Regions from separate parts of the Homo sapiens genome. Here region 1 is linked to region 2. A link is a loop called in an ENCODE intact Hi-C map of the cell type or tissue named here. Cell type or tissue: PC-9. All regions are shown on one strand. Each heading gives the region's core, and the rest is flanking DNA. Links, peaks and the distances in the headings are about the cores only.

What was found. Peaks named below come from ENCODE experiments on the same cell type or tissue, not always from the same donor. Only the 100,000 strongest peaks of a DNase experiment are listed, where the experiment ranks them.
Region 1: it touches region 2 in a loop (4-fold over the local background); 13 of 110 quality-filtered maps call a loop at or near these places.

What each region holds. Positions count from the first base shown.
Region 1 is chr4:90,413,168-90,423,990 of GRCh38, forward strand. All of the region lies in intron 4 of CCSER1 (coiled-coil serine rich protein 1), which reads left to right. Among named protein-coding and RNA genes, the nearest start is that of CCSER1, 290 kb to the left of the region's middle. In PC-9, for the core only: CTCF peaks have their summits at 6,107 (motif pointing right) and 6,309; no DNase peak of the experiment used is centred there.
Region 2 is chr4:91,108,457-91,119,279 of GRCh38, forward strand. The region is part of intron 10 of CCSER1 (coiled-coil serine rich protein 1); the gene reads left to right. Among named protein-coding and RNA genes, the nearest start is that of CCSER1, 990 kb to the left of the region's middle. In PC-9, for the core only: CTCF peaks have their summits at 4,915, 5,114 and 8,600 (motif pointing left); no DNase peak of the experiment used is centred there.

The sequences.
Region 1 (10,823 bases), core at 1,955-9,954, 690 kb before region 2:
TCAAATGAAGAACACAACCCCTTTCACAATAGCTGCAAAAACATAAAGTAAAATACTTAGGAATATACCTAACCAAGGACATGAAAGACCTCTACAAGGTAAACTACAAACAGTGCTGAAAGAAATTATCAGTGACACAAACAAATGGAAACACATCCTATGCTCGTGGATGGGTAGAACCATTATCGTGAAAAAAACCATACTGCTATAAGCAATCTACAAATTCAGTGCAATTCCCTTCAAAACACTACCATTATTCTTTGCAGAACTAGAAAGAAAAAACCCTAAAATTCATATGGAACCATAAAAGAGCTCACATAGCCAAAGCAAGACTAAGCAAACAAATCTGGAGGCACATTACCCAACTTCAAATTATAAGGCCATAGTCACCAAAACAGCATGGTACTGGTATAAAAATGATACGGGGTGTGAATGTTTAGTTTTTGCTGATTGTATTGAATAATTTGAATAGTTTCATAAATCCTTGTAATAAAGAGTCCTAAATTAATATATGTTCCTCCCTCACGCCTGTAATCCCAGCACTTTGGGAGGCCAAGGCGGGCAGATCACGAGGTCAGGAGATCAAGACCACGGTGAAACCCCGTCTCCACTAAAAATACAAAAAAAAAAAATTAGCCGCGCGTAGTGGCGGGCGCCTGTAGTTCCAGCTACTCGGGAGGCTGAGGCAGGAGAATGGCGTGAACCCGGGAGGTGGAGCTTGCAGTGAGCCAAGATTGCGCCACTGCACCCCAGCCTGGGTGACAGAGCGAGACACCGTCTCAAAAAAAAAAAAAAAAAAAAAAAAAAAAAAAAAATATATATATATATATATATATATATATATCTTCTTCCTAAAAGGAGCAGTAGTACAAATAATGATAGAAATAAAATATGTTTTATAGTGCAGTAAGTGGATATTATTATTTTTATGAAAGCCAGGAAGAACAATTTCAATGAAAGAATGGTATATGAATTCAAAGTGAGTTCCTAAAAGGAGATAGCCTTGAGAGGAAAAAAATTTAAAAATAAAATTAAAAATTTCAATAATTTACCATGATCTTGGCATTATCTAATTTTATTGTTTTAAATTCTAATATAAAGGCTAAGGTTTTCAATTTAAAAGGTTTTAGATTTAAAGGATTTTTTTATTATATTTTCTTGAGTTTCTGAAAAATGTTTTCTGGAAACCATTTTTTGTGAAATAATACACATTATGTTTCAAACACAGGATTATAAGTTTTTTACTACCAGACATTTCTATTTTCTTGTGGTAAAATATTACATTTATTGTTTCTCCTTTAAATAAATAATTTATAAAGCATATATGATCAAGCACAGGGATTTTATGTTAGAAAATATGAGATGCTAGCATTTATACTTTGATAAACTAAAAAGTATATTAGTGACCCTTCACACTTTTTATCTGTCCTCACTTTCTTATTCATGTTTGTATAGTATTGTTTTTGTCACAAATTGAGTCATGCAATATGTTAGCAGCGAGGTTCGTTAGATAAACCTCAGCATATTTTTTTAAAAAGGGGTTTTAATGATATTTACTAGCATTTAATATTTCAAAGACTTGACCTTGAAATATTCAAGGTCAATATTTCAAATAAGTTCCCTTGAAGTTTTCTTCACAGTGAAGTATATGTTATGAACTATACAATTTGTCTAAGGAAAAATACCAGCAATACATTTTTGTTTGTTTTTCTTTATGTAGTTTCACATTTGTTTTGAGGATATTTTTCTATTCACTTATGCATCTTGCAAAATATTTATAACACAGATAAAATAATAATCATTTAAGGAAAACAAAGTAACCAGGATATGAAAAAAAATAAGATGAGGCTATGGATAAGGTTAAGGCACAAAAAGTTTACTAGTGTTATGACGGTGAATTGAAAATGTTATTTTGAGTGTCCTATTAGCATGTATGAAGAAAGAAAATCAGTTGAAAAATCAAAATATATATCATCAATCATTCAATCAGTGAATGTATTTTCTTAAATAAAATAATTCTTGTTCCTAAGAACTGAAATGTATTTTGCTCACATGTCTTCATAAGGTGCACATGATTTGAATCGGGAATAATTTGCTTAGCAACCCCCTTCAGTACAAGCTGAGACATCATGCTGCCAGTTCAGTATTAACAGTTCTAAACGGTGCCACGTCAGTGTGGCAAAAGCTTGGAGCCTTATAAGGAACGTACTTAATTCAAAATAAAATCGATTAACTTTTTTTATACTTTGTATTCCTCAAATAATTTCAATATGGAAATTAGGTAAAGTAAATATTGTCAAGAATTTTAGTCAGACAGAAAGTAATTACCATAAAGCTTAATAAAATATCAGATATTAAGCAATGTTATTTCCTGATGAATCCTCTGAAATGAGCTGTTGATGAAAGATAACCACTGGGTAACAAATAAGACAATTTTGCAAATGGCTGTTATCAAATAACTGGTTAAATATTAAGCAATGCATATTCTAAATAAGAATTTGGGTTTGTGTTTTGGAATACTTAATCTTTAGCTATTTAATCCATGGTAAACTAAAACAAGGTCCTGTTTCTATTTCGGCTACTCATAGGATTATCTTCGTAGTGGCAGAAGCTGATGGGAAATATGCACCTGGGTAATGAGAGTGATGCATCATAATTAAATGAATTAAAGTTAAAAGAGGGCTAAAACACATTTTAGTGTTACCCATTTGGAGTATATTACTTACAATACTGTTTCTTTAATTCTTACCCTGACTTCTGTGTTAGTACTGGGGTAGGTTGTACATAATCATTGGCAATTTATAGCTGGAGATCTCAGTTGATGGGAGTAGAACTAGCAGTGGCTTCAGGGTAGGGAAATGGAGAGATGATCAAAAGATACAAACTTTCAGTTGTAAGATGAGCACATTCTGAGGATCTAATATACAGCATGAATGGTGAGGGATGTGTTAATTAATTTGTGGCTATCACTGCACAATATGTACGTATATCAAATCATTACCTTTTTTTTACCTTGACTATATTCAATCTTATTTATCAATTAAATATTTTAAAATTCATAAAGTTAAAAATAGGTTGATGGAAAGGAAAATTGAATGCCTATAATGAGCCAGTCTCTTTTTGTAAACCCTCTCAACTTAATCCTCACAATAACTCTGAGAGAAAATTGCACCTTAATGATTCATTCAAAATAAAGAAACTACAAATTAATATCAAAAGAGAGCAGGCATTTTAAAGATAGGCATATCCAAGTTAGAATTCCAGCTCTGCCCACAGTTGCTTTCAACAAATGATATTTCTGAGCTCAGTTTCCTCATTTGTAAAATGACAATAATTATGTCTGTCTCAAAATATAATCCTATCTAAATGAGTGACATGCAAAGTTCTATTCTCAGTTGCCCAAAATAGGGTAAGAGCCCAGTACAAGTTGGTTACCATTCTTGAAATTTTAGACAGTTTTAATTCCTTGTTAAAGACGTTGTCCCATTATTGGTTATTTTTTGTAGACCCTAGTTTCTTAATGTTTTATCATTATTATAAATTATTTTAAAATGTGCTTTCTGATTTAAATGTTATTATCTAAATTTTATGTAACATTTTAAGTGATAATTTACTAGTACTAAATATTCAAAAATCAAATAGGACACTTTGCTTATAATAGGTGGTATATTTCTTTGTGTTAAAACCAGTGCATTTACCATAAAAAAGAATGAGTTCATGTTCTTTGCAGGGACATGGATGAAGCTGAAAACCATTATTCTTAGCAAACTTAACACAGGAACAGAAAACCAAACACCACATGTTCTCACTTATAAGTGGGAGCTGAACAATGAGAACACGTGGACACACGCAGGGGAACATCACACACCAGGGCCTGTCAGTGGGTTGGGGGCAAGAGGAGGGAGAGAATTAGGACAAATACCTAATGCATTCAGGGCTTAAAACCTAGATGACGGGTTGATAGGTGCAGCAAACCACCATGGCACATGTGTGCCTATGTAACAAACCTGCACCTTCTGCACATGTATCCCTGAACTTAAAGTATAATAAATATAAAAAAAATTTAAAAAAACCAATGCATTTAAATGCATGAACTTTTTTTCTGGTTGTTAGTCAAATGTCCAAATTGCCATAGCATATTTAAAATAGAAATTTATTTGAAAAAGAATAAATTTCTATTTTAAATACCTTAAAAATTATTAACCATTAATATTAACCATTAATCATTAATACTCAAAGAGAAATTATGGCTGTTACTTTGTATTAAGGTTGATATTTACAATTTGCAGAAGAGTTTTTAAATTAAATTAAAAATATATCTTACTTATTTAATGTTTTTGGATAAAAAGAATGTAATGGTCATTTGGATGATAGAATGAAGATATTTTATGTTGTTTTGGTTATTTATTTAGTATATTAGATCTGAAAACACCTAGGGCAGTGTCTCTTGGTATATATCCAAAGGAAAATGGGGAAGTAATGGCCCAATGATATCAATGAGGAATTAATTGCGTAGTTGCTAAATTATTTTGAGTTTGATGAACAAGCAATATAAAAATTCTGCAGTGAGTTAGGAACTCCTCCTGTGCCTATTAATTAGGGAGATAATTTTTGTTATTAATTTTTAATGAATAATAGTACAGCAGAGCAGAGATGAAACCCTAGTGGTTTTCCTAATACGAATGGTAATGTACAGAGAATTGCAACAACATTCACACAGGGAAAATTATAGAAATCAACTATAAATTTCTACAAGCTCTGATGTGTCTTGGTCAGAAAAAGTGTGTCTAAAGTATTTTTAATCTGATTATATAAAACTAAGAAACATACAGCACTTAATTTTTGAAGTATAACATAATGGTTAAAAATATGGATGCTGGCTCTGGAATTAGACAAATCTCAACCACCAGCCAGGCTATGTAAACTTGAGCAAGTTATTTAATCTTTTGCAGCTTTTCTTCTTCATCTGAAAATGGGCGCGATGATGTATCTACCTCATAAATTTGATGGAGAAACAATAAGTTAAAGCTTTGTAGAATATGCAATCTCATGTCCAGCATATATATTTTTAAGAACTACTGCTAATACCATTTTAAAAATATGCATGTAAAATGTGATATACCTGTATGTAGGCCAATCAGCATCTGATTCTGACAGATTTAGTGATCTTTCCAGTCTCTATTAGTGGAAAATCTTAACATTTTTAAATATAGAATTTCTCAAATTTTAAGTATAGAATGCCACAGCACATGCAACTAATTTTTATCATTTATTTCTAAGCTTATAAAATTATAGCACTAAATAAAATAATGGGATAATAAATAATATTTATTGAGTCTAGGTGCCAATTTATGAGGTAAATAACATCACTTTCTCATTTGAGAAAGTTGGAGCTTTGAGTGATAAAGCATTATAGGAATAAATATCCCAGCTAGACTCAAACATGGTATTTCTGACTCTGAGGCTCTGTAATTAGCCATTTTGATTCTGTTGACTAATAAAATTAATTCATGTAAAATGTTAAAATCACATGTTCACTGAAGCATTTGTTTTAAACTGACCTTCTGTTCTAATAGCTTTTTAAGTTATGGGCATCACTTAATATATATTTGTCTTTGACTTCACCTAAGAAGTTGGAATTAACTATGTTTATTTATTGAAGCATATACATTGTGCTGACCACTGGCCTGGGCACTTTGTTGTTTCAGGTTTTGCTTTAGTTTTAAGCTATAATTTCTAAGCATTTTGGATTATCTAATTTAATCCTCACAGCAATTCTCAGAAAGTGTTATCATTCTCTCTTCATAGATGAAGGAAGAGAAACCCAGAAGAGCACTGTTATTTGTGCATGATTACAGAGCTATTCTTGGGTTTCAATTATGCCTATGTGGCTTTGATACCCACTTACTGTTTCCACTATAAAAGCTCTCAATGATGTTTAGTTACTAGAAGGAGCAGTTATAATAGCGTTTCCAAATTTTCTATTACACTACAATTTTGATAACACTTTAGTGAGGATGAAATTGTGATCTCAGTTGTCACTTTGTGTGTTTCATCAGCAGATCCTATTACTCTGTATTTCTACTTCAAAAGGGATACAATACCTGTTATCTGCTTGGTTGCCATTAGATGGCAATCTTGTTCTTCTAACGATGATAGTAATCCTGTCATACATTTGTATTCAGCTTTATAGTTTACAAGCTATTTCAAATATGTTATCTCATCAAATTATCACAGTAACACTCTGAAATAGATGTTAATATACATCAAGTACAGTGGAGGGAGCAAATACTCTGGTTAAAGAACTTATTCAGCCAGTATTAACCTAGATCTTAACATTAAATGGCAGTTTCTTTTAACTGTTTTTCTAGACCTTGATGCTTCTAATTTTATGTACAGTTCTAATATACTTGGTTATATGTTTTCCAAGGCACTGAAAATCATAATAACATCTTAGAAGAGGAGAGAGAAGAGGAGAGAGAAGCAGCAGGGAATGAAGTATTGCTGTATTACAATGTGGCACACCATTACTTTTTAAAAACTATTATTGTAGTTCTTAATCATCAAGAAAAAATACATTCTGCATTATTCTGAGATGGAGAGCTGTATAATTCACTTTGGAAATATATCTAAACTCTTATTTATTCTTTAATTTATTGAATGAAAATAAACCCTCAGTTCTTCATATGCTTTAACTATCCAGGAAGTGTCATTTTATAATGATTCCCCATGGCAAAAATGTGAATATACCTTAAACTTTTTATATGTTTTTTATGTTTTTCCCCATATTCTTTCCCCAGGTTCTTGCAAAAGACTACTTAGATATAAGGATAGCTGTGCGAAAGGCTTTCCTAATTGTCGTACTTGAAAAAGCAGTAATTTATAGTCTACTAATTGAGTATGGGGACCATGATATTCCTTAAACACAAGACTATATAATTATCGATAATACATTTTTAGTGTAGATATTTCAAAATTTAATATTTTTTATTAGCTGTTTTTGCTCGACCAATTTACAAATTGACCAATTGATTAATTCATTAGTTTGATACATTCTTTTACACTCCCATTAAAAAATATTGAACTTATTAATTAAAATAGTAACATTCACCTGGGTGCACTCTTTTCATACTCTGTGTTAAATGATGTACTTAAGTGACAGAATAATGTTCTAACTGGGAGAGAATTTTAGAAGTAGAAGCTCCTCCTACTTCTTCTCCTATGAATATTAATAGTTTTAAATGTTTTGTTCAGGGTCACATAGTTTGCTTGTAATAAAGAGATGACTCTTAAGTAAGAAATTGACTAGCTCCATGTAGTAAGATGGCAATTATTTGATTTTTATGGTAGTTGCCAACAGACTAAATCATTTGCATTTCCTGATTTAAAAGTGCTTCTGCCTATCTATTTTGCCTTTCAGACTTTGCTATATTTTTAAGAGGATTGCTTCAGTGACAAAGAAGGCTTTTAGATGGAACAGTTTTCTAAATCCAATCAACAGTAGCTGAAAAATGTTTATACATCCTGACCTAATTTAGTATTAAATAACAACAATTTTAATGAAGTCATAGTATTTACTTGTAACCTGCTATTGTAGCATTTCCTACTGACATAAACTCTCTTCTGCTGCACAAAAGGGCAGTCAATGGCCCAAGTTCATTAGAGGATACAGTCAAAAGAAAAGATGTATTTCATTCGGCATGGTTTTTCTGGTGCAATTAGAAAAGAAAATATGTGTCTCAATATAAAATTTCATGGCCTCTTACAATTATGTGGTGACATCTCCATACAATTGCTTGAATAATGCCAGGAACATCAGCTGTCACTATCAAAATGAACAAGTAATTAAGAAAGCAAACGCTGGTCTTTCTTCTAAAGGAATAGAATATTTATGTATTTAAAGTTGTTCACCAACAAGAAAAATAACCACTGACATGAAACATAATTTCCTATCGTGCCTGAGGCAGAAAAGAGAAATAATAATGAAGATTCACACAATTACAACAAATTAGGTTGCAATTGTGCATACTAAAAACAATTATAGACTTTCTATTCATCAGGTCATATGATAGCATCTTATCTCTTTTATTTATTTTCTGATACTCTATCTTATTAATCACATTTTCTAAAAGCTTATGATGGAATTGGGAAACTCTTACTCTTATCAAGACCACATTTTCTGTACCCTTACATCATAACGTGCTAGCATAACCTAAAGTAGGCTAAGCCTTGTCTGGATAGTAGAATGATAGTAGATCTGATTGAAGCCATAATAGTGTTAAATGCTGGCTCTTCAACCTTTTGATAAGACAGTGTTCAGTTTATTGTTTACTGAGGTAAGGGAAAAACGCTACCTTGACTGAATTCTGGTAGTTTTCTGTAGAGGAAAGTACAAGATAGGATTTACTGAGAGTATGAATGTGGTTTAAGGCAGATGTTTCAATTGAAGGGTTTGTTTGAATTGGATAAAAATAATGATTTTTTTATCCTTATATCTATGTAGTCTTTTGCAAGAACCTGGGGAAAGAATATGGGGAAAAACATAAAAAGCATATAAAAAGTTTAGAGTTGTAGGATTGGCGGAAACAGTGAGGGGAGGATTTTAACATGAAGAATTTAATGACTCTTAGGGGTTGAACTCTCTGTTGATGCTTTTTATTGAAAAATTGGTGGGTCTTTGGGGACAGTCAGTGGTGTAAAATGTTTTGGAATTGTTAGGGTACACCAAAAAGACAATAAAATAGGAAAGTGATGTTAAAGTAGACAGTCTGCTGTTTGTGGGTTGGTGGTTTTGGGCCTCAGTCTCCCTACTGAGGGAGGGAGAAGGATAGAACATTTTTAACTAAAGGCATAATCAATCCAGATTTTCACTAATGTTTGAGGTGTTACAATCACATATCAGATTTCTAGGGCTCATTATCTCAAATGTCCATGAAAGTCAGTTTTTTCCTCTTGAATGACCTTTTTCTTTGTTGGAGAACTTGACAGGGCAGCAGATGTGCAAAGTCATTTAAGACTCTGGAAATCACATCTCTGAACACAACAACACAAATAGAAGGATTATTATCAGGGTTTGTGTCCACTCCTTGGCCAGTGGCCAAGAGTGCTCAATTCAACAACGGAATAAATTTCATCCCTATTCTGAAGAGCCCATAGAACCAGACACATGATCCTCCAGCACTTTGGGAGGCTAGGCTGGAAAATTGCTTGAGCCTAGGAGTTCAAGACTAGCCTAGACAATATAGAGAGACCCTCATCTTTACAAAACATAAAAGAAATTATCCAAGCATGGTGGCATGCACCTGTAGTCCCAGCCAGTTGGGAGGCTGGGGTGGGAGGATCGCTTACACCCAGGAAGTTGAGGCTGCTGTGAGTCATGATTGCACCACTGCACTCCAGCCTGGGCAACAGAGTGAGTCTCTCTCTCTCTCTCTTTCTATAAGATCAATGTCAAGTCATAGAGACCCTGTTTCGAAAACAGAAAAAAAAACACCAAACGAACAAACAAAAAAACACCAGATATGGGATTCTTAACCAAATTACCTAATTTTCTGCTATGTTTATTTTTAGGCAGGCGACTTTGGGTAACATTACAGAAGCATCTTCAGGCTGTGTCTCAAATGGATATTCGGGATAAGGTTTAGATGGAAAGAAATCTCTCATGAACTAAAATATTTTCAAACTTTGTCCCAAGTGCAGTACACTCTCAACAGCCTCAAAATGACAGGGTAAACAGGAGCATTACTGAGAGATGGATTAAATCAGCTTATCGTTGTAAATTCTTCCATATTCGATAATGATGACTTGGGAAGTCTCTTTTGTTTTCTCCTTGTGAGATTTTGTCTACTTATTGAACATCAGTATATGCACTGAAAGATCTAGTTTTTTTCACATATCTTGGCATCAATAGTAACTTGGGCCTGCTCCCATATGTAGAGCATTCATAGATCAGAAAATAATTAAAATATATATTATTTGGTGTAAATAATGATAAAAATATTGAATGAAAATGGAAATAAAAATTATCAATTTTACCAGGTGGTTCTTTTTATTTATTTATTTATATTTATTTATTTTGAGATGGAGTCTTGCTCTATTGCCAGGCTAGAGTGCAGTGGCGTCATCTCGGCTCACTGCAACCTTCACCTCCTGGGTTCAAACGATTCCCCTGCCTCAGCCTCCTGAGTAGCTGGGACTACAGGCGCGTGCCACCATGCCCGAATAATTTTTTGTAGTTTAGTAGAGACAGGGTTTCACCATGTTGGCCAGGATGGTCTCAATCTCCTGATGTCGTGATCTGCCTGCCTTGGCCTCCCAAAGTGCGGGGAATACAGGTGTGAGCCACCGCTTCTGGCTCCACCAGGTGATTCATTTTCTTTTTTTATTAACCTCCGCCTCCTGAGTTTAAGTGATTCTTCTGCCTCAGCCCCCTGAGTAGCTGGGATTACAGGCAAGAGCCACTATGCCCGGCTAACTTGTTTGTATTTTTAGTAGAGACGGGATTTTACCATGTTGCCCAGGCTGGTCTTGAACTCCTAACCTCAGGTGATCCGCCTGCATCGGCTTCCCAAAGTGCTGGGATTACAGGCGTGAGCCACTGCACCAGGCCTAGGTGGTTCTTTTTTAATAACACATTTTAATGAATGAAATATTGGGCTGGGCGTGGTGGCTCACGCCTGTAATCCCAGCACTTTGGGAGGTCAAGGTGGGCGGATCACCGGGTCAGGAGATCGAAACCATGGTGAAACCTTGTCTCTACTAAAAATACAAAAAATTAGCTGGGCACAGTGGCGGGCGCCTGTAGTACCAGCTACTCGGGAGGC
Region 2 (10,823 bases), core at 1,382-9,381:
GTTAATGAAATACAGCAATTTTAACTCATCTGCCTATTAACTGATACCATTGTCAAACCAAATCATAAGTGTTCTCCTATGCTTTATATAAAAATAAATTGAAATGCAGATTTACTTTATACTCTGACGTATAGTACTTAAAAAATTTAACATATTTGTTGAAACACAAGCAGTCAATTTTAAGGTTCTGTGCATACTGTATACAACCTGTTAGCCTCTTTTTTATCAAAAATAGACAAGTGTTTCTTTATTCATTTCTTGCTTCCAATGGTGGCCTATCAAAACTGTTGCTTTCTCCTCTGACAAGTTATATTTAGTAACTGTGATGGTTAATTTTAGGTGTCAACTTGACTAGATCAAGGAATACGAAGATAGCTGGTAAAGTATTATTTTTGGGTATGTCTGCGAGGGTGTTTCTAGAGAAGATTGGCATTTGAATCAGTAGACTGAATAAGGAAGATCTGCCCTCACCCAGTGTGGGTGGGCACCATCAAATCAGCTGAGGACTCAGATAGAATGAAAAGGCAGAAGAAAGGCAGATTTGCTTTCTCTGTTCCGGAGCTGGGGCACCCTTCTTCTCTTGCCTTGGACATCAGAACTCCAGATTCTCTGGCCCTTGGACTCTGACTTGTAGCAACACCCCCACCCCATTCTTAGGCATTTAGCCTTGGACTGAGAGTTACAGCATCCATTTCCCTAGTCCTGAGGCCTTTGGACTAGGACTGAGCCATACTATTGGCTTCCCTTATTCTCCAGGTCACAGACAGACTAGCAAGGGTCTTCTCAAGCTCGATGATTTCTTCAGCTAGTTCCCCTAATATATCCCCTCTCATCTATCTATCTATTGATTGATGTATCAATCTATCATGTATCTACCTACCTACCTTTCTACCTACCCACCACCTTATCTAACCTGTCTCCTAAATGTTCTATCTCTCCAGAGAAACCTAACTAATACAGTAACTTATTAGCCCTAGTATATTTTCTGGAAGCAAAGGTCCCAAAGATTATTGAGGGTAGGTAGTCCTAAGTTAAAAAAAAAAAGTGTCAAAAGTGTAGAGAGATCAAAAGCATTAAGTAAAGCAAATTATCTTCCAATTTTGCCTTGAAAAGAATATGACTTTTTTAATGAATGACTTTTGATGGAATAAAACAGGTGATAGTCATGTTGAAAATAATAGTTCAAGAGTTGGCAACAAGAAAATGAATGTGAAAAGTGTATTTAAGAATATGGCAAATAAAGGAATTTAAAACAACTAGATGCTACCTGGAGAATATAGTAACTTCAATATTCATTTCAGAGTAATTCATAAATGTTTTAATGTAGAACTCCAGTCAAATAAAACTGCTAAGATTTAGGCATTAATGGAGCCCATGGTTTCACAAAGGGTCATAAAATAATTTATTAGAATTTTGTATATGTTGTATTGTTTTTCAGACAAAGACATCTATGACACAAAAATTCATTAAATTATCTCAAAACCAAAGAATGATTATATAATAGAAGGCAGGATAGTATATTAAACTTTTTATATAGCACGTATTTTGGAGCTTCTTATACAAGTTCTGCCCTTTGCTTAGATTAAAACTAAGCAAATTAAAGAAATTTAGCAATTTTAACTCATCTACCTGTTATCTGACACCATTGCCAAACCATATCATCAGTGTTGTCCTATGCTTGGTTATGTAAAAACTTAGTGAAATGTAGATTTACTTTATATTCTAGAAAAATGGAATTTAAAAAAAAATTAACACATTTGTTGAGACACATGGAGTCAGTGAGCAATGTGATGTTGAACAAGTTGCCTATCTTTTCATATTTCAGTTGTTTCTTCACTAGGAAAAAAATAAACTTAGTGCTTGCTCCTTATAGGATTGTTATGAATAGATAAAATAAAATTGCCTATAAAAATGATGACCTCAATATCTGGTACCAATAAAAATACTCACTAGGAAAGTTTTAAATACTGTTGTTTCTGTTACTTCACTTTGAATTAATAAGACAGTAGACATTCTACTCACTAAGTGTAAAGCCACTTACTCAACACCACATCCCACACTGAATAGTGGCCTATTCACGGAGAAACTTCTCAGGAATTACTAGTTGCAAAAATAGTACTTGACACTTATTTCTGTAATATTGTGCTTATCACATTGTACTGTGACTTTTTGTTTATCTCTGTCAGTCTGTCAAATAGACTATGAGTTCCTAGAGAACAATGTTTTATTCAACTTATATTCATAAAACCTAGTATGGCTTCTAATATGTAGTAAGTACCCAATAAATGTTTGTTGAGTTGAATGTTGTTTCTTCTTTAAGATCATTAAGAGTTGGGTTTACAGCAAATGATACTGGTTTCTTTCTGCATACATAGATCATTCATTCTTCTTTTTTTTCCTTTTGCCTTTCATATATTATATTTTGGGGTCATTTAGAAATAAATAGAGCAGTAAAAGTTGGTAAGTATATTTAATTTAATTTCTTCCCATAATATCCTACTTAAATATATAGATGATGATAATAGTTGGCACTTCTTAGGTGTATTTGAGTTATTAAAATTAAAATTTGATATAGTGAGAAAAATAAGTATATAGCCTGATTTTATGGGAACCATTTTTAAATGTGGTTGAATTTTTTTTAATTTGACAAGTTTCATAATTTTAAAGCTGGTGATTCAAGTGAATTTTAAAGCATGTTTATGCTGTTGCATTATGGGGCAAACTCAGCTGGTTAAATTACCCGTTATCCTTTGTCAAAATTAAATTATACAAGGTCTGCAGACACTCATCACTTTTATCTAATGTGACCACCTTGAACTGTAATTCCCTTTTGAATAAATAAGGCTGATTCAGGTGGAAAGAAGATTAACTGATTGCCTGAAGTTATGTAATGCATGTGGATTTAGTACATAGGTTTTAAAATGACATTGTTAAATGGTATTTAAACTAATGTGTAATAATTAAGGAAGGACACTCTTTAAAATGACACAAAAGTGATATATGAATATGAGGACCAAGAAACTGTGCATTGGCATATAGAAAATATTAGTCATTGGACAATACAATTAATTGATAGAACAAGTATTTTTCATAATTTCTGCTAACATAGGAGGTGACATAAAAGGGAGTAATTTGAATTTTAAAAATAAAATAAAGATTGTATATATTTTAGGAGGTCATAAATTTGTAGGTATTAAGTAGCATGAATAACTCTTCTTTTCCATCCTGAAAACTCTACCAATGTAGAGTTAATACTCTATAATTCATGAGGTAGTCTGTAATAATAAAACATTAAACCAACTGGGCTCTTTTCCCGGGAATCACTGAAGCAAGAAATACTGTATCAGGAGAAAGGAAAAGAGAAAAAGAGAGAAAGAAGAAGACAATAAAACAGAAAAAAAAAAAAAAGGAAAGAAAACTAGATGGCCAAATTTAATAGGGTAAATGGAAAAGCTGTCCATTTTATATGCAGTCAAATAAAATTTTCTTTCTAACCTTGGAAGGGCTACTCTTAAAGCATAAACCAGTTTTATGTTATGAAAGGACATTCAAATATGCCTTATTTCATGTAACTGTGGGGAAAGCACTTTATAGCTCTGCCTTTAAACCTTAAAGTCAGCTTTAACGTGTTTCTAAAAGTTATATTCCGGTATTGCTGAGATATTCCTATCACAAAGCTATTTCCAAAGCCATGTTTGTGGTCTAAGCATGTATCTGTAACTTACTAAGAGATCGTCCTGAAAAATTGAGGACAAGTCCAGTTTTTATTTTTGCTCATTGAATAATGACGTTTCCTAAAGATCTTTGTCTTGTAGGCCTTCCTTTTTTGACACTTTTTTTTCTTTTTCTGAGTAATCTCATACCTTAAGTGATTATAAAGTTTGACTGTGTTCTGACGGTTCTTAAGTTTTTATCTAATACAGCTTTATCTCCAGACCTATGTATTTATTTACTTGTTGGATATTTTGACCTAACTATTCTGTAAGTTTTAAAAATTTGTACAGAGACAGTGAATTGATAATCTTTATTATCTTTGTTCTTTCCTCCTTCATACACAAGTTCTTTCTGCTTAGTTTTCTATTTCATTTAATGTATTACTACTTAAGGGTCACTCATTGCAGAAAACATTGAATCAACCATACTTCTTTCTCTCTTATACTCCCTGTTCTCAAGGTCATTATGCAGTCTCTACTTCAATCTCAGTTTTATTTCTTCCTGTTTATCTCAATTCGTGTTGAATGAGTTTGTGTCTTCATCATCTCTGAAGGAAATTATGATCATAACTTCTTAATTGTTTCTCCATCCTCTGTCCTCTTCCATCTTCAGCCTCTCTTCTATATTGTTATTGGAATATAATTACAAGACATTTTCATGGAAGAATATTACTACCTTCCCATCACACAAAGATAAGGGCTAAACTTCATCAACTGAGACTTTAGCAAAGAGGCCTTAACTTACCATTTTAGAAATATCCAAATTTTCTCATCTCTTCTTCAGCTAAGACGTAATGAGGGAATTTTAGTTTTTCTTTAAGACCCAGTACAAATGGCATCTCATTCAGCAGAAGAAGTTACCTATTCTGTGGCATATTTGCACTTGTTATAGCTGCGGCTATAGAAATTATTACATTTTTAAATATTAATTGCCTTACATGTGTCTGTTTTACTAAATCAAGAGATCTTCTAGGGTAGGGATTGTGTCTTTTATATCTTTACAATCTTCAGAACCTGATTTAAGAGACTTAAGTACAGGAAGTGTTTATTAAACATTTGTTGATACAACAAACGCATGACATTGTGTTGGGAGGCTCTGAGTTGCAAGGGAGACCTTCTTGAGATTTGCAGGAATTACCACTAGATGTCACTAGCACATTTCTGATAGCAATTTCTCAATCAAGAACAACTAACCTTTACTGAGGACCTACTGTGTGCCAAGACTTTTTAAATAATTCTGCAAAGCAGGTATTATCATCACAAATCCACCCTGGAGACTTACGTTTTGAGTGATTAGTAGGTCATACAGCTAGTATGATGTAGAGGTGGGATTTAAATTTCTGCCATCAAGCCCGTGGTTTTCCCACAATCCAAGCTACATTCTGTTTCTTTTGTGATAACTGAGCCTCTGGCCTCCGTATGATAAATAGCATATGCTACCTTTCCCAATGGATTAAATCTTTATTGACAAAATAAGCTATTATTGAGCTATCTAGGCACTCACACATACCCTTTGAGTTAAGAGTCAGTGACTTTGTTTCTATAAGCTTTTACTAAACATAAAGCAATTTATCATTCATAGAAATCTTTTAAACATATAAATATAGATTTTGAAAAGGAGCAGATAGATTTTTATTCTCAGTTATTTATGTTTTTTGCAATTTAGCATTTGATATCTACATTTTTTTTTTTTTCTTTTTTGATACGGAGTCTCGCTCTGTCGCTCAGGCTGGAGTGCAGTGGCGCGATCTCGGCTCACTGCAAGCTCCGCCTCCTGAGTTCACGCCGTTCTCCTGCCTCAGCCTCCCGAGTAGTTGGGACCACAGGCGCCCACTACCACGCCCGGCTAATTTTTTGTATTTTTAGTAGAGACGGGGTTTCATCGTGTTAGCCAGGATGGTCTCGATCTCCTGACCTCGTGATCCGCCCGTCTCGGCCTCCCGAAGTGCTGGGATTACAGGCTTGAGCCACCATGCCCAGCCAATAGCTACTATTAAGATAGAGTTGTTAATTAGTGATGGACATATCCATGAAATACAGACACTACCTCCAAGCAGCTTATAAGCTTATGATGTTTCCTTGATTCAAAGTCAAGAAACATCATAATACTCTTACTGTAGGGTGTATTTACTCTGAGACTTTGGAATCCAAAGAGCATCTATAGATACCAATTATGTTGATAATGTGACTTCCATTATCAACACTTGGATCTTAAACACTTAGAAGCACATTCCTAAGTATGCTAAAGGCCCACTATGTTCCTGCCTGCTCAGTCAAGATGTCATCGTATTTTTAGACCTAACTCTGCTTTTGGAGAGTCCCAATAAAGACCCAGAACTTGAGGAGAGGTATCACTGTAGAAACCCTTTCTAATCAGAAGAAAACACTGTCAGAAAGAATGATGAGAGGGTGCTTAGGCCTGAATGCGTGCATTTGAATGGACCTCATCCTGCTTCCTGCTCTTTGCAGTTGGTGGCACAAAAGCAGTTAGCAATTATACAAATGAAAGAAAGATGAGAGGGAGGGAGACGGCTCCCGCTTCTCCTTATATTTTACAGCTTCTCTTCAGTTTAGTCAATTTCAGTATCTCATCAGACTAACCTTTCTGCCAAACTCATTGGTTGTTAGTATTTTTGCTTCTGTTATTGTTAATTATTAAAAGGAGTTAAATCTCATTAACTGATTTAAAATTGTACACTTATATACAACATGATAATTTTCTCCACAGATTTTAAAATGTAAGAAATTAATGTAGTCATGGAAACAGTTTATCTCCTTCTCTTAATATTTTATACATGCCGTGAGTTTTTATTTTATGGGAAATTAAATTATATAAATTGGAAAGTTAGCAAAATAAAAGAATAATATATTTCCAGTTTATTTCAAAAATTAGAAATAGTTTTAACTTCTAATATTAAATATGTATAAATAATAGCATAATGTCAAAGTTGAAGGGCCAATTGAATAATAAATTATGTTATTTCTACAAAGGGATGTCTTTTTAGAAAGTAAGTGAAAATAGTTACCAACTTTGTCAATATTTGCATTGAATTATGAGTTTTCAACTAAGTGAGATCATTAGCAATACATTTCTCAAATAAAATGTACCCAGTTTGTACTCCTGTCTTATCAGAAAAGAACATCAAATCTTTTTTTCTTTCTTTTTTTTCTTTTTGAGATGGAGTCTTGCTCTGTTGCCCAGGCTGGAGTGCAGTGGCCTGATCTCGGCTCACCGCAACCTCCATCTCCCACATTCAAGAGATTTTCCTGCCTCAGACTACCAAGTGGTTGGGACTACAGGTGTGCGCCACCATGCCCGGCTAATTTTTGTATTTTTAGTAGAGATGGAGTTTCACTATGTTGGCCAGGCTGGTCTCCAACTCCTGACCTCGTGATCTGCCCGCCTTGGTCAACTCTTTTTTTATACTGATAAAGACTAGAGAAATGTTCTCTGTTATGTACGCCTTCCATCTTTTGCTTTCTACTTTTGCCTGGCTCAGGGTACATACTAAAAAAAATTTCAATGGAATGTTGAATGCATGAGTAAATAAGTTGGATATATAACGAAAGTTGGAGAAAGATTTGGTAATCACTCAGTGGCTTCCTCCTCTTGCTCCCTGCCTATCCTAGCTTTTTCTTTTTTTTTTTTTTTTTTTCAAATTTCCATTCTTTTATATATATATATATATATTTTTTTTTATTATACTTTAAGTTCTAGGGTACATGTGCACAAAGTGCAGGCTTATTACATATGTATACATGTGCCATCTTGGTGTGCTGCAGCCATTAACTTGTCATTTACATTAGGTATATCTCCTAATGCTATCCCTCCCCCCTGTCCCCACCCCACAACAGGCCCTGGTGTGTGATGTTCTCCTTCCTGTGTCCAAGTGTTCTCATTGTTCAGTTCCCACCTATGAGTGAGAATATGCAGTGTTTGGTTTTTTGCCCTTGCGACAGTTTGCTGAGAATGATTCACAATAGCAAAGACTTGGAACCAACCCAAATGTTCAACAATGATAGACTGGATTAAGAAAATGTGGCACATACACACCATGGAATACTATGCAGCCATAAAAAATGACGAGTTCATGTCCTTTGTAGGGACATGGATGAAGCTGGAAATCCCTGGCTTTTTCTAGTGAGAAACCACCATGGAAAATCCAGGAACTCACAGTGTGCCGCTTGCAAGCTCTGATTTAGTAAAAGAGTAACAGGAGAGCCTAGTGATGAGAGGGCATGCTCTTTGGAACCAGAATGCCCGCGAACAAATCCCTGCTAGGTAATTTACTAGCTCTTGTAATAACAACAGCAAAGAATTAGAAACAGTAATGAGCCTCAGTTTTCTCCTCCTTAAAATGGGAGACAGTTGTGGTATCTACTTCATAGAGTTATTATGAGAATTAAATGGGCCAAAATATGCAAAGCCATTAGAACATACATAACATTTTGTAAATGCTTTGGAGATGGTGGTTGTTGTTGCTGCTGGTGGTGGTGCTACTGCTGTTTTTGTTGTTAAAGAAAATTGCAGTTTAGGAAGGATAGGAATAAACTATCTAACAGGCTGCCTTGTTTGGTCTCCAAGTGATAAACAAAAAACAGGGATCATTTTTTTTACTTCAACCTGCATGAAGAATTAGTTTTACCGAGTGGGAAGTTTGGGAATTATATATTTTTTCTTTCATAATTCTAAGAGGGAAGAATGGGTTTAAAAATTACTTAAATGAGAGACTGGTGATTTTTTAAATGTTCATCATATTTAGTAGGCTACTTTACTAGTCAAATTTTTATATTTGTTTGCTAGAAATAAATTTGCATATAAAGCCTGCTTTTGAGCCTCTCAATGAATCATACCTAAAGAAACCTCCATGCAGGTTTTGAGCCATAAAGAAGGCACCACCTAATGGCAGAATGTTTTAATTGCTAGTACAAAGCTAAACAGAAACAATCAGCCTTTAATGTTAAGCTTGCAAATGGAAATAAAAAGATAGCATTCATTACAGCAACATCCATTTATATATGTAAACCTTGGTTCCATGTAAATGAGCCTTGAGGCTTAGCAGGACTAGAAAACAATTGCAGATTATGAATATGATCATTGAATGTGAGGACCTTCCTGAGACATCATAGTGTTAATACCAGAATCCAGTCTGCCAGGGTTCAAATCTAGACTTTACCTCTTATTAGCTGTTGAGTTGGCCTTAAGCAAGCTATCTAACTTTATGCCACACATTCCTTGTCTGGGACCTATGTCAGGGTTATTGTAGATTAAGTAGCTTATAACATTCTTAGAATAGTATCTGATGTAGAATAAGTACTATGTAAATGCTTATTAAGTGGATGAATAGAATTACTTTATGTACTTCAATTCAATGAAGTTCATAAGAAGAAACCAAAACCATCTTTTAAAAATGTATTAGTGATTTACTGCGTGTTTCAAAGTCAAGGCTTCGAAAGGTACCTCAGTTTTGTACCTTTGCGTTGTAAGGTGTGACTTTATGTTGTCCCAAAAGCCAATGCCATAGGCAGAAAAAAAAATGATTAAGAGCATCAGTTTTGTGGTGTCAACCACACTTTAAAAACCCTGGCTTTGCTACTCAACAGTTACATGACCATAGACATATTCTTATGTTTATATGTTACTTATATTATTTAAACCTATTTTCTTATTTTCATTCATTTGTAAACACTGGAAAATATTATCCCTTACTTTAATCATCCTTTTTTACTTTCTAGCAAATTCACTGTCTTCTTTTCCATTACCCAAGTGACTAAGTGTTGCCATCTTTGATATTTTAAAATATAGGCCCAAAATCTATTGTAAATTGTTTTGTATTAAATAGTTCTAAATTTTATTATGTATTAAACAGCAAAATGCTAACATTATGTATGTCTGGTAAATATTTTATTTTCTTGTTTTTGTTATCCCTGATTCAATATTTTCTTCTAATCGTTGATACTATGTTAAGGAAAGATGCATGCAATTTTATGTAAAATGAGTGCTCTAAAAACAGAAGTACAACTTTGAGAAAATATTAAATAATAATCTAACTCTTTTTCACCTTCTTTGTGGTACTCTCTTTCTGGAAGAAGTAACAACTGTAGTTATGGAGACTTTTTTTTTTTTTTTTTTTGAGACGAGGTCTCGTTCTGTTGCTCAGGCTAGAGTGTAATGGCTCACTACAGCCTCAAGGTCCCGGGCTCAAGCAATCTTCACACGTCAGCCTCCTGAGTACCTAGGACTACAGGTACACACCACTGCACTTGGCTAATTTTTAAATTTTCTGTGGAGACAGGGGCTCACTATGTTGCCCTGGTTGGTCTCTAACTCCTGGGCTCAAGCATTCCTCCTGCCCTGGCCTCCTAACGTGCTGGGATTACAAGAATGAGCCACTGTGCCTGGCTGAGCCTAGTCATGAAGTCTCATTTAGATTGGTTAACTTCATAGGAAATTAAAACACTGAAGAGAAAGTAAGCTTTTATGAATAAACACATATTTTATACATCCCAAAAGAATGCCTTCTGTTTATATGAACAAAAGCTTCATTCCTAATTATACTTCAGTGCTCTTTCTGTCTCTTTTGCATAATATCTAACTTGCAACTTTCTCAATGACATAAGTGTTAGACTGTGTCATTTTGAAAATGGGTACTATGATCAACTCTTACCAGTAGTTTTTGTAGAAGATGTTTCTGTGGTGAAATTTGGGTAAATTGTTCAAATTTAGAAACCTTGATAATATAGCCTCATTTCTTCCACAGGCAGTCTGGGTAAGGAAAATCTGCTTTGGGATTCTCAGTGAATGTGCAAGTTAGTGTTTAAAAGACAACTTAAATTTCCTTCCTTAAAAGAGGTGTGAAGGAGTGAGTTATTGAAGTTGCAATCTGCAGTTTTGATATTCATGTATAAAAAGGGGCAGATGTTCTTTTCTGGTAAATCATTCCCATAATACATTTGCCCTGTATTCAGAGATGCATATGCTTACTGCTAAGTCATGGCAGAGATTTCAGGAAAACATTGATTAAACTCCACTGGTGAGCAAAGGAGAAAAAAGATTAGTCACTTAGAATAGAGTATTATTCTTTCAATCTTCTTTTAGCCTCTCTTCTT